2 separate regions of the Mus musculus genome follow, and region 2 is linked to region 1. The links are chromatin loops, found by intact Hi-C in ENCODE. Cell type or tissue: left cerebral cortex. All regions are shown on one strand. Links, peaks and the distances in the headings refer to the core of each region. The heading gives the core; the rest is flanking DNA.

Region 1 (8,409 bases), core at 241-8,240:
ACCTGCATGGAGCAGAGCCCCAGACAGAGTCCTGAAAGAAAAAGAAAGGAAGAAACCTCAACCACAAATCCTCCAGCAAAACCCTCCTGGTTCTGTGAGGCAGGCTTGAGGCGCAGGCTGAGCCCAGGCTCCAGGGATACGCCAGACTCCCCTCCAGGTGCTCCACTCTGGCGAATCCTGGATCAGGGATACTGGAGCAAGTCCCCCACCCCTAGCCGGCAGGCCTATACTAGTCTGTGGGCCACAGAGCCCTTAAATCCTTAAAGCCAACTTCTGAACTGTCTTGTGACCCCTCTACCCTTAGGCAGGCTGTGTCCCTAGTCCTGACCAGACTTGCACTCTCTTGTTTAGTAAAGACTGCAGGTTTCCGGGTTCCACAACTGGCCATCCACTGCTTAAGCACGTGTCTGCTCCTGCAGAGAGGAAGGTGGGGCACAGGAGTGGGGCGTGTCACCCGTTAGGTGTCTCCAATGTGGCCAGGTCCCTTTGGCTGGCAGACCTTGGCTGGGTCATTGAACTACCCTGGGCTGCAATCTGCTCATTTTTAAATGAGGGGGAAGAGGCAAATAAAATGTCATTTAAAGGTCCTCTCGGCTCAAAATGTCTTCTTTTGTGGCTATTCACGCATAAGGAGCTGCACAAAAGAGCAAAATACAGAAAGGATGGTGGTAGGCTTTATTTATGGCTCCTGGGGTGTTACTTATTTTAGGGGGTCCTTAAAATGATAAAATTCGTCATTCTTGTCGCAGAGAAGTTGGAAACTAAGGGATGGCTTTAAAATAGTTACTGGGTGTACTATTTTTTTTAATTCCATTTTGTTTATTTAGTCCTTGTATGTGTTCCGGTGCGTGTGGAAGCCAGAGGATGGCTTGACTTGTGGGAGTTTGTCCTCTCCTTCCACCCGGTGAGACCCAGGGATCCAAGTGACAAGGTCACCAGACATCAAACTTTGCCAGCCTAGCTTGTGGCTGTTCTTCTTGTTGTTGTTTTTGTTGTTTGTTTGTTTCTTTCTTTTTGATACGAAAGGAGAAGGGAAAGCTACTGAAGTCCAAGGATGGGGTTAAGGTCAAGGGAGATTGGGGTGTGGAAAGAGACAAAATCAACCCAAACTAAGTAGGTGTAAAAAGACCGTAGGAAAACCTGTTACTTTGTAAGGTGATCAACAAATAAAAGTTAAAAACATATACCTAGTTCCCTGTGACCCAGTGATGATTTCTATGAACCTACGAGGCTTTTGCTGTTGTTCTTTTATTACCACTGTTTCAACTGCATGTTTTCCAGGCCTCTTAACCCTGTGGAATGTGTTGTCTTCGGTCTTTGCCTGCCTAGCTATAGGTTTTCTTTAAAAGATACTACCTCGTAATTATAATATTATGTAGCCCATACTCCAATCATTTTGGAATACATTTTAACCATTTTCTTACATTAGTATTCTCTTGTAAAATGGCATTTTCTTTTATTTGTGCTTTGTCCTCATGATTTAAAAATGCACTTGTTTCTTTCCTTTATTTGTGCATGTGTGCATGAGTGCATGTGAGTGTGTATGTATGTATGTGTGTGTGTGTGTGTATGTAGGTTTGTGTGTATAAAGGTGCATGTGTGGGAATCATAGAACAACTCTGGAGAGTTCTCTCCTTCTACTCTGTGGGTCCTGGGTTCAAACTCAGGTTGCCAGCCATGCCAGCAAGTGTTTCCACCTGCTGAGCCAGCTCACCAGCCCTCGGGATTTTTAATATTCAAACAAATCACAAATGAAGAAATACAAATGGTTGGGAAACATGGAAAACACATAGCCTCTGCCAAAATCCAAGATAAGGAATGAGATGGTTTTACACATCTGATCAGCATTGATCTTTCTTTAAAGCTCACAAATTGCACCTCGCTTATCACCCAGATGACAAAGTAGACGATTCTCCCTTTGCATGGCTAGCAGGTAAAAACCTATACAGTTTTATCTATCAAAGTATAAACTGTGCATGATTGCTCATTTAATAGTTCTCGAATTTACCCTATGGGAATAATTGCCTAAGTAGGAAACAGTATAAGTACAAGAATGTTTGTGAAAGCCTTATTTGTAACAGCAAAATTTTACTTACACGCCAATCAATAAGAGAGCAATCCAGTAAAGCATGAGACATACAAGGGAGAAGTAGTACGCAATCATTAAAAATGATAATGTGGTTCTATACTTATTGACTCGGAGAGATGTCTTTGACATTTTGTGTCGTAAAAGGGAGGGGGGGAAAACAGATAACAGAGGAGCCTGCAGAGCTGACTTCCTTCATGTGTAGTCACATGCACAGATCTGTATGCAAAACGCCCAAAGCGTTACCGGCTTAGTAAGAGGGGCTTAAAGGTTGATGTCTGGCTAGAGTGGGTGGGGGGCTGTGGGGACAGCATTGGGCCCTCACTTTGAGTCTACAATTGCTAACCAACCATCAGGGCTTCTTTTGTTGCTCAGGAGGTAGGTTCATTTAGGAAAACAAAGGGGAGTCTGGAAACCCCTCAGTCTGCCGAAGCTATAGACCAAAACATTAACGATGATTCTCTCTTAGATGCGGGGCTTGAGTTGTTTTAATTTCCACTTTAATCTTCTGGTTATTATGTAAATACTTTACAGAACAGTAAAATATTTTTGTACTGTTTGTTGTTTTAAAGACGCAAAAGCCCTGGGACCTTTTGCATTTGGTTTTTATTGATCCTCACATAGCAGAGATTGCTGCAGCCTTTTGAAGTTCCCTTCCTCCAAGAACTTTGGACCTCTTAACAGGTGCAAGATGTCTGGGTATGTGCAAGAAAGAGGAGGTTCCATTCGGAGTCTACCTACACAACATCCCACCACTACCTACACAATGCTCCTCATGCTGGACATCCAGCCACTATCAGAAGGACAGTAACCCTGACCTATTTTTGGGGGGTTTGGCAACTCCACTACCTTCTTCTTGCTTTTCTTTCGTTGGTTCTGATTCTGCATTTAATGCTCCCCAAATATGGAAACCCCTACCACCACCTCCATCCCTAACCTTGACTCTCAGTCCTAGCAGTCTCCTATCTGACATCTGACTTTGCTCTCACTTCCATTTTGGACTTTGCAGTTCTTTGGCAATTTTAGAACAGCTCCAATATAACTGCAACCTATCCTACTCAATTCAACAGTTCTTGTACCAAGTTCTCATTATGTACACAATCCCTGGGCTGCCCCTTTGGGACATGGAAACAATGATTCTGAGTCCCCATTCTCGGGGTTTGAGGGAGGGGTGCTCAGTATGTCAAAAGCCACAATAGGTTGGTCACAATAATGTCATGCAAATGACACTGTAAAGATTGTAATTGCCAAGCCCTGCTATGGACACTTTGCATATCATCTCATTTAACACTCTTGTTATTACCTTTAACACCAGTGTCATTATTACACCCATTCAAAGACCAGGAAACTGAGGCACAGGGCATAACTTCTTCAAAGGAACCAAGGAATGAATGGCAGGAAGATCAAGATTGGAACCCAGGTCATTTGGCTCCTAGAGAATCTGGGTTTTAGTATCAAGTTCCAAAAAGCAGAACTGCTGAGCACTGTGTTGGGCATGCATCCAACAAGCTACGGAAGCTCTGCAAAGCGAGGTGTGAGCTCTTCTGGCTCAGACTCTTGGCTTCTTTCTGTATGTGGATGTGGGTGGGTGGGTAATGTGTGTGGGTGCATGCTTGTGTGTGTGTGTGTGTGTGTGTGTGTGTGTGTGCGCGTGTGTGTGTGTGCTCAGAAGAGCACACACGTTTGTGTCCATGCAGATGAAGGACAGAGGACAGCTCAGAGTCGTATTCTTTCTCGGGCACCATTCACCTTGTTTTTAGGCACAAGGTCTTTCACTTGTCCTGGGATTCACCAATCCGGCTGGGCTGCCAGATTAGCAAGCTTCAGAGATCTGCTCTCTCTGCTTATCCAGCTATGAGGAGGCAAGCGCCTATCACCATCCCAGGCTTTTTATATGGGTCCCGGGGATGAAACCCTGGGCATTTCCTGGCTTAGCCATCTTCTCAGCCATGATTGTTAGCTTCCTTAAACAACACCCTTTATGCCACTCATCTGTTCAACCAATGTCCCTCTGGGAGGGAGCTGACCCAGACTCTGCCCATACCACTTCAGATCCCGCCAGTTATATCTGGGTCCGTACGCCAGGAGATGAGGTGCACAGAGCACACCTAAGTTCAGAGCTATCCCAGTTGTCTCTGAGCTTTGTCCCCTCTGATGAACACGACCCTACAGACATTTTGTGTCCACTGGTACGCCATGCCTTCCACAATGAAGGTGTCCCAACGGGGCTTTGTTTAAACTAAATGTTTGCAAATTGAGTCCCATTTAGAATGTACTGGAATGGCCACCTGATAACACAGTAGCACTCACTAGCACTGGGTGGTTCTCTTGTACTGGAAACTTTCTTGCGATAACCATTTAATTCTTAATACGCCTGTGTAAGGCAGAGATGACGAAGAAACTAAAACCTTGAGAAGTCACCACACTCGCTCAAGGGTCAGCAGCTAATAAGAGGCATCTGACTCTTAAAGGATCACTTAAGCCAGTTTTTAAGCAGACTCTGGAAGAATCAAGTTTTCCAAGCTTTGTCATGTTTTCTGAAAAGAAGACGGACCACACTTTCTTGGAGCAATCTTCAGACTTTATGCGAGGCTGAGAAGAAATCTAAGTGTTTGAGAGGCTCTGGCAACTTCTAGGAAGGAGACAGTAGATGGGGCTTACCAAGGTCTTCCAGCAGGGGGCTCTCTAGAGCTGCCCTGCCAGAACTAGGGACCAAATGAGCGCTTCTGCAGTGTCAGTGCCTTCATGGTCCAGCCACGAAGTCTGGCTGGTAAAGACAGCTGTGTGAAACCCCAGGATAGGGTCTCTAGGAGCATGGGCAGTCGCTAAAAGGGAGCTGCATAAGGGCGGCTCACTCTCTGTGATACGCCGCTTCCGTAGTCATAAACACTGCAGCTGAAGATTCCCATGGGGCCTTCCTAATGGAGGAGATGGATACACTCCAGCGCAACCCGCGGGGTTTCACGCGCAGCTCTGACTAAACTCCCTATAAAATCAATCCCGCCTTTTCTCCAGCTGTGACAGGGTGTTCTAATATTAATCCACTCTCCTTGTAGCCCCCCCGTACCCCCACCCCAGCAAAGGCTTTAATGATCTTTAGCCAGGCATAAATAAGGCCACATATTCAAGCAGAGAACGCCTGCGCGGAGGAGACTGCTTCCTTTATTCAGCACCACAGCGGCCCCTGTGCCCCCTTGAGCAGCTTTCTTCTCTCCCACGGGTGGGGGCTGCAGAAGAGGCAAGCCCCCGAGGCGGGATGGATGGATGGGAGGGCCAGGGCTTCCCAAATTGTTCCATTGGGACCTCAGTTGTTTGCTCTCACTCCTAAGGGTCCCCTGGATGCTGCCTGGCGCTAGCCCCTCAGCTTCTAGCTCTGCTTCCTGTGTCTTGGGCATCTCCTTGGAAGCTCTGTTAGCTTCCTTCTCTCCTAAGAGGAGCTGGGTCTGGAGAGAGGCTCCTAGCAGCCAAGGGAAGAAGGGAAAGTGCTCAGAGATAAGCAGACAGGTAAGGGAAGAGTCGGAGGTGCAGATGCTGAGGTGAGCAAATAGCTGAGTTGTTGAGAGGGGCTAATCGGCAAAGCCTTCCGCCTCCTATCTCGGGACCCTCCTCTGAGTCCTCACGGCCCAGTGGTGTTTATGTGAACCAAGCAGAAGCCCCCGTACTGTCTTTGGGGAAGCTCTGGGGGCTTATTTTCTAGCAGGGAGCTGTTTTAAGAGTTGCAGGATCAGCTGCCCTCTGCATAAGCTAGCTAGCTGCCTGGCTGCATCTAAACCCTTCCAGCAAACTCCTTCCAGCGACAGCAAGCCCAGAGCCTAGTCAGAGTTTACCTTCCGACTTCAGAAAACAATCCAAACGGTCCCAGGGCCATTATGCAGGCATACAGCTAGCTCTGCAGAGGGGCAGATCCTTAGCACCTCGGAGTGAAGGGGGTCTGATGGCTCCAGGTTCCCCTATAGTCTTAATGGTCTTAGACTCCTGGATGATGTCAAGGAAGAATGCTAGGCCATTGTACTCTCTCAAAATAACCTGGTTTGTTAGTTTGTGTCACATTACAACAAACATTTTGCCCAAGAAAGCAAAGGCAGAGAGGGCATCGCTACCAACATCAACCCATGGCTGTATTTGAGCATCTTTCTTCTTTCAAGGGTTGAGCTGTGGCTTTGGACTTGCCCCCAATGCCCTGGAGTGATCTTTTGCCTGCAAAAGTCCCATTGTGAGGTGGAGAGAAGGCTTATGGGGTCTTGGGACTGGTCCTTAAAGCTTGTTCCTTCAAGCTTGTTCATCTACAGGAGGAGATGATGAGGTCATCGCCCTGGGGTGATGGTAAGGCTTCCTGTTTTAGTTACAGCATAGCTTTCACTTACTCTTTAACAATTTCAAACATGTGTCTTGATCACATCCACCCTCAACTCTCCAGAATCAAATGTGGTTGTTCCACTAAACACACATGCTTTCTAGATATTTATCTGTATGCCTATAGTGTCGTGCCACGACTTTGGCCACAGAAGCCTCTCCCTGCAGTAGCAGTTAATACTCACAACTATCAGGGGGCTGAGAACAAATGACTCTTGAGCACTTAACCCTAACCGGGAAGTCTGTATCAATCCACTAACCCCAGTCCCACTGCCCCAAGGCTCAGGAAACATGGAAGAAAAGGTGGGCACAAGGTAAAGAGCCAGAGGATGGGAGGGATGCAGTAAAATGTTGTCTTCTAGACTTGGTATGGATGTTGGATTAATGAACTCACAACAGCTATCCTTATTTGCACAAGACCTGCACATGGTAAGGTCAACAAGACCAGGCACATACCGGATGGCAACACTAACCAGACTCATTAGGTTAAAAAGTGATTTCAACACTTAGAATAGCACCCGTTACACAAGAAGCAGGCAGTGAGCATGGTAACAGTATTGCTAGTAACATCATTTTGATTATTTGATCTAGTTCCTCATAAGGTGTGCGGACTGTTCCTTCTTTTTCAAGCAGCTGAAGTTACTCGCTGGAGTATCCTAAGTACCCATATGGGTCTTGTGTGGAAAGACAGGGTGTCACCATGGGTAAAGTTGAATGCCACCATCCTGGGGCTTAGTCTTGGTTGAGGTGAGAAGGGAAAAGCCTGACGCTGGCTCTTTGTAAGGTCACATAGTATGTGGGTTGCTTTTGAGTTGGTACAACCAGTATGCCAGGTACAACTTAAAGTAGGGAAAGGTTTATTTTGGCTTCTGCTTTCAGGAAGTCTCCTTCCATCATGGTGGGGAGGGCACATTTGTAGACACAGAAGTAGACTACCATTATGGAGGACCAGCAAGCTGAGAGCCACTGAAGCTAGGATCTAGGCTCCAACCTTCAAAGGCCCGTGTCTCCGATCCACTTCTGCCAGTCTCATGTCGTGAGGGTCCACCGCCTCCCAAAATAGGACCACCAGCTGGGAACAAAGGGGTTCAAAGCATTAGCCTAAGGGGTGCCTTTCTGCTTCAAACCATTTTACAGCCTGTCTAGTGTGGCATGGCAACGGGTACTTCCTCTTTGTTCCTTCTCTGTCAAAGCCCACTGTGTGCCACCTCATCCTTAAAAGTTAACCTTCCAAGTAAGAGCAAAAGACGAGGCATGAAGTCCAGTGTGTGAGCCTTCAAGCCCGAGATCTCTCTAGCAGGCAGCCCAGGAATACAATCCCAAATAAATAAGAAAAAATGTCGTCAAGAACCCAGAAGTTCCCTTGCCTCTGCAGAGTCTCAAATCCTACATCTTTCTCCGTAGCCGTATCTACAGATTGCTCCTAACACCACAGTCCCTTGGGCTCCTCCTGGAGACGGGTCTGGCTTACTAAAGAGTGCAGGCTTGCCCAGCCCTCATAGAGCCCTTAATGCTTCCTAACTTAAAACAGTAGATTACCAGAATGTTCTTGGAAGGAAGCCTAGATATCCCCAGTTCCCGGTGATAATAACAAATAAACATTTGTTTGCTACTTGTTCCCAACATTTTGCTAACCGCTTTTAATGTATTATCTCAGTCCCCATAAGATGCTGGCAGGAATCTCCATTTCACAGGTAAACCCAGGGCTTGGAGAGACTGTGTCATCTGCCCAGGACTGGTGGCCTGCAGCATCTGTCACCAAGGCGACTTGAATCTAATGATAGAGAAAATGTCCTTTGCTCTAACAAATGCTACAAAGGATCTTCTTGGTTCTCTGTAGTTAATTTTTCCACAGGGACCCTCATTTCATTGCTAACCCAATGCCAAGTTTAAAGGTGGTCAGTTTGCTCATGCACGCTGCATATCCACTGCCGGGGACGACAGGAAAGACAAAGAAGAAGGGAATGAGA
Region 2 (8,409 bases), core at 102-8,101, 460 kb after region 1:
CTAATGCACTGCTGTAAGGGAGGATCATGAACCAGAGAGTACTACAGTGGCTCTGAGACAGGCACAGTACCACAGTACCAGCCTCTCAAATGAGTTTAGCTGAGGAAGGTACAGGTGCGCCCACCCCATGCCAGAGGGGCCTGTGGCATGAGACAGTCTCCCCTCAGAAATATGAAGTACAAATGTAGGTATAAACTGACATTCACTCATTCTGTACAAAGTCCTAGAGAATGTCAACACTGGAAGTGTTTCTTCACTTCCTCTAGTGGTGGACAAGCGATTTTTAAAATACCCATGCAAAGAGAAAAATAGTGTTTGGTTTTCAATGTGACCCTTACCCTTCATCAAAATATGATAGGGCTGCTTATCATAATATATGTACCTATATAAAGTAAATATATAGAATATATTTTATATATTATAAATATATATTATATTTATATTTTATATAATGTATAAATATGTTATATATTATAATATATTTTATATATTATATTTTATATATTAGAAAGAGAGAGAACTGCTGGGTTGGCAAAAGGGCTGTCTTAGTCAGGGTTTCTATTCCTGCACAAACATCATGACAAAGAATCAAGTTGGGGAAGAAAGGGTTTATTCGGCTTACACTTCCATACTGCTGTTCATCACCAAGGAAGTCAGGACTGGAACTCAAACAGGTCAGGAAGCAGGAGCTGATGCAGAGGCCATGGAGGGATGTTCATTACTGGCTTGCTTCCCCTGGCTTGCTCAGCCTGCTCTCTTATAGAACCCAAGACTACCAGCCCAGAGATGGTCCCAACCACAAGGGGCCTTTCCCCCTTGATCACTAATTGAGAAAATGCCTTGCAGCTGGATCTCATGGAGGCATTTCCTCAACTGAAGCTCCTTTCTCTGTGATAACTCCAGCTGTGTCAAGTTGACACAAAACTAGCCAGTACAAGGGCTCAGTGGGTAAAAGTGTTTCCCCTGAAAACCTTACAATCTAAGTTGGATCCCCAGAATCCACTAAAGAAGGAGCAAACTAGCTCTAAAAGTTATTCTCTGACCTCTGTGCAGGAGTATATATGCATGTACACACATACACTGGCATGCATGCATATACATGGGCATATACACACATACACTGGCATACACACACATACACTGGCATGCACACACATACACAGGCATACACACACATACACTGGAATACACACACATACACCAACATGTACACACATACACTGGCATGCACACACATACACTGGCATGCATTGCATATACATGGGCATACACACTGTCTTAGTCAGGGTTTTTACTCCTGCACAAACATCATGACCAAGAAGCAAGATAGGGAGGAAAGGGTTTATTCAGCTTACTCCTTCCATAATGCTGTTCATCACCAAGGAAGTCAGGACTGGAACTCAAACAGGTCAGGAAGCAGGAGCTAATGCAGAGGCCATGGAGGGATGTTCTTTACTGGCTTGCTTTCCCTGGCTTGCTCAGCCTGCTCTCTTATAGAACCCAAGACTACCAGCCCAGAGATGGTCCCACCCACAAGGAGCCTTTCCCCCTTGATCTCTAGTTGAGAAAATGCCTTATAGTTGGATCTCATGGAGGTATTTCCTCAACTGAAGCTCCTTTCTCTGTGATAACTCCAGCTGTGTCAAGTTGACACACAAAACCAGCCAGTACAATTGACCCCTTGTCAACTTGACACACAAACACATCACTAGTAAGCCTCAACCCTTACATTCTTATTCATCCCCTTGATCTAAATAACTTTAAAAGTCCCACAGTCTTTACATATTCTTAAATTTTCAATCTCTTTAAAATATCCATCTCTTTTAAAATCCAAAGTCTTTTTACAATTAAAAGTCTCTTAACTGTGGGCTCCACTAAAATAGTTTCTTCCTTCAAGAGGGAAAATAACAGGGCACAGTCACAATCAAAAACAGAAATCAATCTCCAACCATCCAATGTCTGGGATCCAACTCACAATCTTCTGGACTCCTCCAAGGGCTTGGGTCACTTCTCCAGCCATGCCCCTTGTAGCACAGGCGTCGTCCTCTAGGCTCCAGCTGCCTGTACTCCACTGCTGCTGCTGCTCTTGGTGGTCATCTCATGATACTGGCATCTCCAAAACACTGCATGACCCCTTCAGTCCTGGGCCATCAATTGCAATTGAGGCTGCACCTTCACCAATGGCCTTCCATGGCCTCTCACAGTGTCGAGCCTCAGCTGCTCTGTGTGACCCCTTCATGCCTTCAAAACCAGTACCACCTGGGTGACCCTTACACATTACCAAGTCCCGCTGCAGCAGGAGTACAACCTTGGCTATTTCTGGAACACAGCCTCTTTGTGCTTTCAGAAAACACTTCCCAGAAGATGTCACCTCAACGATGCTGGTCTCTTCTTAATCACCGCTAATTTCTTAGCTCCAGCTAACCAGCATCAATAGTCCCAGTAATGCAAAGTTTTTGCTTTAGTAGTTCTGGTATCTTGTTAATCACAGCTGACTCTTCAGCCCCAGCTAACCAGAACCACAGAATCTTCACAATCAAAGCAGCAATGGCCCTGAAAAGAGTCTTTAATTTTCCCTCTGAAATTTCACAAGCCAGACCTCCACCTTCTGCACTGTTCTCAGCATTGTCTTCCAAGCTCCTACACAACATCCGACAGGTCTCTTAACAGCAAATGGACCTTCTGGCCCAAAGTTCCAAAGTCCTTCCACAGTCCTCCCCAAAACATGGTCAGGTTGTCACAGGAATACCCCACTTCTGGTACCAATTTGTCTTAGTCAGGGTTTCTATTCCTGCACAAACATCATGACCAAGAAGCAAGATGGGGAGGAAAGGGTTTATTCAGCTTACTCTTCCATAATGCTGTTCATCACCAAGGAAGTCAGGACTGGAACTCAAACAGGTCAGGAAGCAGGAGCTGATGCAGAGGCCATGGAGGGATGTTCTTTACTGGCTTGCTTCCTCTGGCTTGCTCAGCCTGCTCTCTTATAGAACCCAAGACTACCAGCCCAGAGATGGTCCCAACCACAAGGGGCCTTTCCCCCTTGATCACTAATTGAGAAAATGCCTTACAGTTGGATCTCATGGAGGCATTTCCTCAACTGAAGCTCCTTTCTCTGTGATAACTCCAGCTGTGTCAAGTTGACACAAAAAACCAGCCAGTATACACACACATACACCGGCATACACACACATACACATACATACACACACATACACTGGCATGCATACATATACACAGGCATGCACACACATACATCAGCACGCACATACTATTGATAAAATTATAATTTTAAAGAATTACACAGAAAATTTACAGTCCTTTCAACATTTATCCATACAGTAGCCCTATGGAGTGCATGTTATATTCTGCCCTTTACAGGTTAGACAACTGAGGCTCAAACATCCAGCAACTGAACAGAGGATCCGGGATGCCAACCAGATCCTCAAGCACAAAGCCTGGGCCTCTGACCACCAACTACATCATCCACAAAGCCTTTTTTCTTTCTTCCTCATATAACACATCCTGACCACAGTTTCCCCTCCTCCACTCCTCCCAGCCCCACCTGAACCTCTCCCCCTCTCCTCTCCTCTCCACTCCTCTCCTCTCCTCCCCTCCCCTCCCCTCCCCTCCCCTCCTCTCCTCTCTCCTCTCCTCTCACTGCTCTTCCATTTCCCTTAAAAAAAAAAAAAAAAAAGAGCAGGCTTCCCAGGGATTTCAACCAAACATGGCATAACAAGCTTCAGGAAGACCAGGCACAAACCCTCACATCAGGGCCGGGAGAAGCAACCCAGTAGGAGGAAAAGGGTCCCAAGAGCAGGTGAAAGAGCCAGAGACACCCTCATTCCCAATGTTAGGAGTCCCACAAGACCACCAGGCTAACAACCATAACATCTATGCAGAGGACTTAGAATAGACCCATGCGAGCTTCCTGATTGTTGGTTCAGTCTCTGTGAGCACCTATGAGCCCTGCTTAGCTGATATTGGGGGCCATACTCTCCTGATGTCCTTGACCCCTCTGGCTCCCAGAATTCTTCCTCCCCATCTTCTACAGGGATCCCTGAGCTCCAGGGGGAAGACCCAATGGAGATCTCTCTCTCTCTCTCTCTCTCTCTCTCTCTCTGCCTAATGTTTTACTGTAGTCTCTGCATCTGCTCCCATCAGCAGCAGGAGGAAGCCTCTCTGATGGCTGGGATAGGCAGCAATCTGTGAGAATATAAGGATATCTTAGGAATCATTTTATTGATTTTTTTTTTCTATCCTAGGTCTGTGAGCTCTCCAGCCTCTGGTCCCAAGTCACCAGGCAGTGTTGGGCACGGGTTCCCTCTCATTGTCAGGACCTCAAATTAGACCAGTCATGGGTTGGCCACTCTACAAAGCCTTTTAACCTTTGAAATTCTCACTGATTTTTTTCTTAATGGCAGTAAAATAAGTGTTATACATAAGTGTTAAACCCACACCACCATGGGTTTAAATATCTTTAAGATCTTTCTTCCTTTACTTGGAATTGAAGAATTTCGGCAGTAATAGACTACAAAGAATAGAGGAACCAGAAACATTCCCAGAGCAAAGGACTTCAGTCAGCCTCAACACCCTTATCTCTTATCCCTCCCTGAGTCCTCTGCCCTCTAGAAGAGAGAAACATAAGCCTGCGTTGCCCTCTAGTGGCTGTGATGATAATTACAGCCAATACCTTTGTTTCAGTACCTTCTACAGGTACTAGACAGGCACTAGACCCTGAGAATCCAAGGCTCTGCCCACAGCTGGAGCTGAGGCTGGACACTGTGGCCAACGGCCAAACCACACCCCACCACTGACAGGGTGTCAGAATCAGATCTCCTGAATGCATAGCTCAGCTGATAGTGATTACATATCATGGTCAAAGTCCTCACTCTGATTCCTAGCATCAGATAAAACCAGGCACGGTCACACAAGCCTATATAATTCCAGCACTAGGAAAATAAAGGCAGGAAGATCAGAAGTTCAAGGCTATCTTCAAGTACGTAGTGAGTTAGAGGCCAGCCTGGGCTACACGAAACTCTTTATACAGGGGTAAGATCACTTCTATCCTCAATAAGAGCCCCCACCCCCCACAGACACACACCCGACTTCTCCTTTGGACCTAAGAAACTCTGTGTCAGTCCCAGAACAGGACAAGTTACTTCCTTGAAATATCAGATCTGGAGGAAGCCAGAGATGGCAGATGGCATGCAAGCCTGGAACTGGGGAGGGAGGTGGCTCCTCACAGTTCCATCAGCTCTGCAAGTCGAGGCAGTGTGGAGTCACAGGCAGTCCCTCTCCAGTGAAGGCAGCCGGGCCTCCCCTCCACCATTCTTACTTCAGAAGCTAGCTGAACCAGTGGGCCCTCCCCCAGCCCCCAAGGCCGGAGTGCATTAGCAGCCTGCAGGCTGTCAGGAGCAGTTGCAGATGCCCCATTTATATTCCTAAGTAGAGGACTTGTTAATATGGAGCCTGCCTCTGGGGAAATGGGAATGTGCGGGGTGAGAGATGACAAATCACAGCCCGGCAGCCAGGCTGAGAGCACTAATACCCATTTACATCTTACTCATTAGCCCTCACTGGCCAGCGAGCCTTGGCTACCATGGGGCTAAGGGCTGGCCTCCAGGAGCCCCTTTTGGCTCTGAGAAACTCAGGCACTGGTGGTAGGTGGCAGGGTGACCTCTTCTGCCAGCAGGTCACTAAAAGGCCCATGCAAAAGACAACCAAAGTCCCAGCTCAGCCCCACAAAATAGACAAGAGTGAGTCCCAAACCAGACCTTATTCCTTGGGACACAACTCATGCCGCCCCCCACCCTGCACCCCCACCTCCGAATCTCAGATGAAAGAATTAAAGGTCGGAACACCTCCAGTTCATTTTGGCCACACCTAGCCTCCACATGGAAAGGATCTGCCAGTCATTGGACTATGACAGTGTCAAGAGACCCCACTCCCCTACCCACACCCCTAAGCTCACACACAACCACACAGCACAGCCTGCAGGCAGGGCAGGCCCTGGGCTGGGCTGCCTGGACAGTACTTCCTCGCGTGTCTAGAGCCTGGTCCCCAACAGAGCAAGTGTGCAGCTTGAGTAATGGCGGGCACAGATCCACCCGAATCCTGATAAGGGAGAATAATAACTTGTCAAAGATATATATGATATGTGTTTGCTTTCCCGACGGAATATCTATGGGGCTAATTCATCAAGCCGGCGGGCTGGCTGGAGACCCAGGGAGGAAAGCCGGGAGGGAGAAGCACGTGATCGCTAGTACCCCAGTGGAAAGCTGGGAACCCGGGCAGCCTGCGTGGGCCACTGGAAGCTCACCAGGGCCCTGGCAAGCCCTGAAACTGACTGTCCTGGGATTCACCTGACGGTGTCCGTGTGACGCTCCCGGTTTGGGGACCTGGAAGGTGAGCAGATAGAGTGACCCCTTTCCTGGAAGAGAATCAGCCAGACCTCTGTCTCCTCCCACTGCCTTGGGCCTTCCCCCTGTACTCTGAAAGACAGGGTGACAGGAGTACATTCCAAGAATGCTAGAGTGAAGGAAAAAAGAAACGTAAAAAGCGGAAAAAGCACTTGACTCACAGAAGATCCCACCTGCTGCCGACCCACGGCGGGCGGGGCTTTCTGTCTGTTCCTTAGTGATGCCTGATAGACAGCTCCCCCAACCCAGTCTCTGCCTTCCTCCTTTTTGTCACAGTAATAAAAATAACCGAACTGATACGTATCATTACAGCACCCCACACACTCATCTCCGAGGGATTTACCTGTCCTTGAGCACCCAGAGCCAGGGGCCCATCTGCGGGCAGGAACGCCAACACCCAGAACCTCAAAGGGAACTGCCCCTGGAGTTTTGGCCCTCAGCTTGCCCTGCCCAGCCCCCAGCCCCCACGCACCTGATCATCTGTCTAGTCTGTTTCTCCCCAGTTATTCCAGCGTTCCAGAGCGACAGTCGCCATTCCTTCAACACGGGGTGAAGCCCTGTCAGACACCAGGTCTTGGCACTGTGTGCATACTAGAAAGCAGAGACGAAAGGCCACCATTACTGGGCTCATGGAACGTGGAGAGACTTCCCCAGGTACCGTCAGCTCACCCCTGCCCTGCCTTCCTGAGGCCCAGCAATTGAAGGGTTAACGCCTGACACAGTTCAGAAGGTCTCTAGGACCCTGACCAGCTCATGCGGGGGGTTTCCATCCCATTAGTCAAAGCTGATACCATTCTGTTGTTAAATATTTTGACTCTCACCCCGGTAGCACATCTGTAAGCCCATCCTATGGGAATTCTGTGAGCATTACTCTGTAAGAAATTCTGTTGGCTCTCTCCCCCTCCCTTCTCCTTCCTCCCTCCTCTCTTTCTTGTTTTATTCTTTTCTTTCCTTCTTCCTTTTTTCTCTCCCTCCTGCCTCCCTCTTCCCTCTTCCCCCTCCCTCCTCCCTATCTTGCTTCATTCTTTTCTTTCCTTTTTTCTTCCTTCTTTCTCTCCCTCCTCCCTCTTCCCGCCTCCTCTTGTTTCATTCTTTTCTTTCCTTCTCTCCCTTCTCTCTTTTCCTCCTGCCTTCCTCCTTCCCTTCCCTTCTCTCTCTCTCCTTCCTTCTTTTCTTCCTCCCTCCATTTCTCTCTTCCATCTTTTCTCCCCCTCCTTCCTTTCTTTCTCTTTGAGGCCTCAGGTCTCCCTCATAACACGCATCCTCTCTCAGCCCTGGATCTAGCCATAGATCTGAGAGGGCATTGCCAAGTGGTCTCAGGGTGCAACTCATCATCCTGGCAGAAGCTGGTAACTCCTGTACCTCAAGGGCTGGGAAACATGGAGGTCTGTACCAAGGGTACCAGCCTGCCTCCCTGTACATGCCCCTCTTTCCTAGTGGTCACTGGAAGCCTATTCTAGCACACACAGATGCCAGGTCTGGGGCTGAAGGATGCTCGCCTGCCTCCCTTCTGGGTGTGAAGAAGGGAGAGGAAAGGAGGGCTGTGCCCCACTAGGGCAGCCTGGAGCTGGAAGCAATTAACTTGGCGTTTTCAAACAAGGGCAGAGGAAGCAGGAGGCATGGGACTGAGTCAGCACATTGGAGAGGCGGGCGCCAGGCGGCTGGCTCAGCTCGTTAGCAGGACAGGCTGAGCCAAGGAGATACAAGGTCAGGGAGAAGGGGATGAGAGCCCCCAGACACAGATGAGGTGGGGATTGAGTTGGGTAACTGACTTCAGTCCCCTCCCTATCTCCACCCTAGAGACTCCAGAAGGCCACTGTCTAAGACAAGGGCTCACCCAAACAGAGGCACCCACCCACCCACCAACCAACAGACATCAAACTCACTTCTCTGCCAAGTCCTAGCCTCTTAGGGAGCTGTGCCAAAGCCCTTTGACGAACACAGGGATGGGGAGGAGGTTAGAGGACGTGAGAGTGCTGAGCATCTC

The links. A loop is a pair of places that touch in the nucleus more often than their neighbours do. Peaks named below come from ENCODE experiments on the same cell type or tissue, not always from the same donor. Only the 100,000 strongest peaks of a DNase experiment are listed, where the experiment ranks them.
Region 2: it touches region 1 in a loop (4-fold over the local background); 8 of 42 quality-filtered maps call a loop at or near these places.

Annotation. Positions count from the first base shown.
Region 1 is chr9:46,811,525-46,819,933 of GRCm38, reverse strand. No RefSeq gene overlaps it. Among named protein-coding and RNA genes, the nearest start is that of Gm31614, 15 kb to the left of the region's middle. In left cerebral cortex, for the core only: CTCF peaks have their summits at 4,761 (motif pointing right) and 7,877; DNase peaks (open chromatin) are centred at 3,613 and 4,777; H3K27ac peaks cover 293 bases.
Region 2 is chr9:46,350,479-46,358,887 of GRCm38, reverse strand. It overlaps Gm31374 (a long non-coding RNA gene), which reads right to left. Exons shown (of 3, transcript XR_379350.2): 2 at 8,309-8,408; 3 at 6,848-7,013. Among named protein-coding and RNA genes, the nearest start is that of Gm31374, 5.0 kb to the right of the region's middle. In left cerebral cortex, for the core only: CTCF peaks have their summits at 4,684 (motif pointing left) and 8,034; DNase peaks (open chromatin) are centred at 4,676, 5,259, 6,282 and 8,066.